2 separate regions of the Homo sapiens genome follow, and region 1 is linked to region 2. Evidence: read pairs that join two places in POLR2A ChIA-PET (ENCODE). Cell type or tissue: PC-3. All regions are shown on one strand.

Region 1 (2,500 bases), 120 kb before region 2:
CTATAAAAACCATAGACCTCACAATGTCAACTAAATCCTGTCTCTGTTTCTCTTCATATTCCCACAGCTATAAAACACATACCTTTTTTTTAAATTGGTTTTCCCAAGAAAGCAACTAACACCAGCGTCCTTAAGCTTTGAGGGTTTGTGACCTTCTGTTCCTTGTTTCCTCTCTCATAGACGGTGGCCCCAGTCCCAAATTCTACCCCCATGTGGGTGCAGAGTAACTTCTCTCTTTCCTTAAAACCTTCTTACCAACTTAGCAAGCCTGGAGTTGGGAGTGGGGTGGGCTTGGGGAACTTAGAACTCACTTCTACCCTTACAATCTGCTCAACTGAAGGCTTTAGTTACAGGTGCATTCAGGGGTTCAAATGACGTCATCAAGCTTCTATTTCCCACTCTTCCTCTCAGGTTATGTTTGTCTCTGCCTCTTTTTGCATTTGGCCTCACTCTGTCCTGACACAAATATGTTCATTACATGTGGCAGGAGAGATGGCTGCTGGTAGTCCCAATCCTGTGTATAAACTTACAATTCATGGTATGAAAGCGAGACACTCCCTCCCTTTCCCAGTATTTCCTATATTAAATTTCTTGAAAGAAATATAACTGGACTTGATTGGGTCAATGCCCAATTGTATTGTGTAAACACGGCTGGGGTGGTGTGGTTGGACGGGGGTGGATTGTATACCCACCCCATAGCCAGGCCCATGGGAATCATATGGGATCTGTGAAGACCAATTCTCCAGTGTAAAGAGGAGTGTTTTGTTGAGAGGACAAAAGCAACAGATGTCTACCACACCTCACACTCTTTGGTATGGAAATGTGCCCTAGCTGTATTCTCTTTCCTTCCCCTGGATCATCCTGCCTCTAGTTAAGAGTTATTTTCAGGGCCTTTCAGAGCCTTTCACATATATATATATATATATATATCCTGTTAAAGATTTGGGGAACTTGCATGGGCTTGCATTTTCATCTCTCTTGTGATTCTTTTTTTCTTCTTCTGTCTTCCCAGTAGATTTCAGGGAGAGGAGTTAACGGTGGGAAGTTACTTTTATGAAAGGTCTTATGTTTGGTTTTGTTTTGCTTGCCTGTGAAATATGGTGGAATAAATAAGAATGGGGGAAAAGACTGAAGGGAAAATGACCTCATAAATGCCAATCTTTCAGAGAGAAATTGGGGTTGCTGCAGTGGTTTCACATACGAGGGGCTCAGTGAATTACGACAGAGCAATTCCATGGGTAAGAATGCCCAATCAGCTAGATACCTGAGTCAAAGAAAAATCTTGCCTTGAAGCTATTCATTGAAAGCAATACATACGTGTTGAGCACTTGAAGATTTGCTAGGCACTAAGCTAAGTACTGAGTATAAACATGGGTGATTAAAACAGACTATGTCTTAAGAGCTTGAAACCTTGCTTTTGTGTTGTATAAATCTTTTACTTCCTCCGTGCACTCCATTCTTTATTATAAATGATGCTTTTAGAAGATTTCACAGTATTTCTTTTCTTTTTTAAAAAATACTTTTATGTGTAATATAGCCACCATTTATTGAGGTCCTGTTGTGTTATATACATTTTATATACACTATCTCTAATCTTCTACAGACGAGAACACAGGTTTTGTTTTTCATTTGTTTGTTTGTTTGTTTGTTTTTTGACAGAGTTTCGCTCTTGTTGCCCAGGCTGGAGTGCAATGGCGCAATCTCGGCTCACTGCAACCTCCACCTCCCGGGTTCAGGACATTCTCCTGCCTCAGCATCCCGAGTAGCTGGGATTACAGGCATTCACCACCACACCCGGTAATTCTGTATTTTTAGTAGAGATGGGGTTTCTCCATGTTCGTCAGGCTGGCCTCTAACTCCAGACCTCAGGTGATCCACCCGCCTCCGCCTCCCAAAGTGCTGGGATTACAGGTGTGAGCCACTGCGCCCAGCTGAGAACAGAGGTTTAAGGAGTTATGTTGATTCCTCAAGATCAAGTGGCAGAATTTGAATGAAATGAAAGCAGTTTCGCAGAGATATCTGCACTCCCATGTTTATTGCAGCATAAGTCACAATAGCCAAGATACAGAAACAACCTATACAAATGTGGATGAATAAATGGATGAAGAAAATGTGGTATATATGTGTACTGGAAACACATATATACTTTTAAGAAGGAAAGAAATCCCGTCGTTTGTGACAATCTGGAGGATATTATGCTAAGTAGAGTAGGCCAGACACAGAAATGTCCCATGATCTCCTTTACATGAGGAATCTAACAGAGTCAAGCTCCTAGGAGCCGGGGAAGTAGAACAGTGGTTACCGGGGGCTGGGGAGTGGGAAAAATGGGAGATATTGGTCAAGAGGTGTGAAGTTTCACTTAGAAAATGAGTAAGTTCTGGAGATCTAATGTACAGTCTGCTGACTATGGTTGACAATACTGTATTGTCTACTTGAAATTTGCAAAGAGAGTGGATCTTAAATGTTCTCATCACACCACACAAATGGTAGCTATGTGAGG
Region 2 (2,500 bases):
GATGGTGGGTGTTTCAAGCTCTTTTTTTCTTTTACAGATTATGTGTCATAATGAGAAGCAGAGAACAACTATGTTGGCTGTGGGAAAGGGGAGTCTTTTATGCAATCTATGATTTGAAATCTCCTGACTACATTCAAAGACCCAGCCATTTAGAAGAGAGCATACCTCCTCTTTCCCACTGACCTCTGTGGGATAGGTTGTTATTTTGAGAAAAGGAGGTAGTATAAGAGGCACAAGGATGAAGAGAAAAAACACTTTCCTTTAACCCTCCCAGTGGGTCTATGGCAAAGCTGCAAGGAGTTTCAGTGTGCTGGTGATCTTTTTGCTGAGTTAAAATCAGGATTACAAATCCTTAAGCATAATTAGCATATGCATCCTTTCCTATTTCAAGAGGAGTTAGGTCTCTAGAACTAAAAAGGCAGACGTGCTCATTTCTCTGACTGCTTCTTTTTTTTTTTTTTGAGACAAGAGTCTCACTCTGTCACCCAGGCTGGAGTGCAGTGGCACGATCTCGGCTCACTGCAACCTCCAACTCCCGAGTTCAAGTGATTCTCCTGCCTCAGCCTCCCGAGTAGCTGGGATTACAGGCATGAGCCACTGTGCCCTGCCTCTCTGACTGCTTCTAATTCTTACATGATGCTACACCTAACTCCACGATCATCAGACCTTACTTTAAGGCCTCAGAAACAGAGAAGAATAGACATATTTCTTATACCCTCAAAGTAGGTTCCCTGAAGCCTGGATACGACAGACACCCCTGCAATGGATTACCTCTGACTGGCTCCCCGTGGTGAAGGTTACTACGGTAGATATGCTACATAGAACTCGTCACATTTTTCTGCCACCTACACTATAATTCACCTAGTATGTTTCATTTTAGTCTAACTTTCTCTCTGGGCAATACAGGCATGCCTCAGACATATTGTGGGTTTAGTTCCAGACCACTACAATAAATGAATATCACAATAAAGTGAGTCACATGAATTTTTTGTTTCCCAGTGCATATAAAAGTTATGTTTACACTATACTGTAGTCTGTTAAGTGTGTCATAGCATAATGTCACAAAAAAGTACCTAATACTTTATTGCTAAAAAATGCTAATGGTAATCTGAGCCATCAGCAAGTCATAATCTTCTTGCGGAGGGAGGGTCTTGCCTCGATGTGGATGGCTGCTGTGATCAAGGTGGTAGTTGCTAAAGGTAGGGGTGGCTGTGGCAATGTCTCTTTTTAAAATAAATTTTTTTTTCACTTTGTATTTTTTGTAGAGACAGGATCTCGCTATGTTGCCCAGGCTGGTCTCAAGCTTCTGGCCTCAAGCGATCCACTCATCTTGGACTCCCAAACTGCTGACATTACAGGCATGAGTCACTGCCCCGGCTGGCTGTGACAATTTTAAAAATAAGACAACAATGAAGTTTGCCACATCAATTGACTTTTCCTTTCATGAAAGGTTTCTCTGTTGCGTGCAATATTTGTTTGACAGCATTTTACCCACAGTAAAACTTTTTTCAAAATTGGAGTCAAGGGGCCGGGCGCGGTGGCTCACGCCTGTAATCCCAGCACTTTGGGAGGCCAAGGTGGGTGGATCACGAGGTCAGGAGATCGAGCCCATCCTGGCTAACACGGTGAAACCCCGTCTCTGCTAAAAAATAGAAAAAATTAGCCAGGCGTGGTGGCGGGCACTGTAGACCCAGCTACTCAGGAGGCTGAGGCAGGAGAATGGCTTGAACCCAGGAGGCGGAGCTTGAGTGAGCCAAGATCATGCCACTGCACTCCAGCCTGGGCAACAGAGCGAGATTCCATCTCAAAAAAAAAAAAAAAAAATTGGAGTCAAGGCTGGGCGTGGTGGCTCACGCCTGTAATCCCAGCACTTTGGGAGGCCAAGATAGGAGGATTGCTTGAGCCCAGGAGTTCGAGACCAGCCTAGGCAACATGGCAAAACCCCATCTCTACTAAAAATACGAAAAATTAGTCGGCCTGGTGGCACATCCCTGAAGTCCCAGCTACTCAGGAGGCTGAGTTGGGAGGATCACCTGAGCCTGGGAAGTTGAGTCTGCAGTGAGCCGTGATTGTGCCACCGCACTCCAATCTGGGCAACAGAGGAGACCCTGTCTCAAAAAAAAAAAAAAAAAAAAAAGGGAGTCAAAATCCTCTCGAAGCTTACCACTATATTATCAACTAAGTTGATGTAATATTCTAAAGCCTTTGTGGTCATTTCAACAGTGTTCGCAGCATCTTCACCAAGAGTAGATTCCATCTCAAGAAACTACTTTCTTGGCTCATCCATAAGAAGTAACTACTCCTCTGTTCAAGTTTGATCATGAAATTATAGCAATTCAGTCACATTTACAGGCTTCACTTCGCATTCTAGTTCTCTTGCACTTTTTACCACATCTGCAGTTTCTTCCTCCACTGAAGTCTTGAACCCCTCAGTCATCCACGAAGGTTGGAATCAACCTCTAAACTCCTGCTAATGTTGATATTTTGACCTTTTCCCATG

The links. Peaks named below come from ENCODE experiments on the same cell type or tissue, not always from the same donor. Only the 100,000 strongest peaks of a DNase experiment are listed, where the experiment ranks them.
Region 1: POLR2A ChIA-PET joins it to region 2 with 11 read pairs; 3 of 35 experiments call an interaction of 5 or more read pairs at or near these places.

What each region holds. Positions count from the first base shown.
Region 1 is chr18:3,391,903-3,394,402 of GRCh38, forward strand. No RefSeq gene overlaps it. Among named protein-coding and RNA genes, the nearest start is that of LINC01895, 43 kb to the left of the region's middle. In PC-3, no CTCF peak of the experiment used is centred here; no DNase peak of the experiment used is centred here.
Region 2 is chr18:3,513,663-3,516,162 of GRCh38, forward strand. The region is part of intron 10 of DLGAP1 (DLG associated protein 1); the gene reads right to left. Among named protein-coding and RNA genes, the nearest start is that of GAPLINC, 49 kb to the left of the region's middle. In PC-3, no CTCF peak of the experiment used is centred here; DNase peaks (open chromatin) are centred at 1,019 and 1,349; H3K27ac peaks cover 701 bases.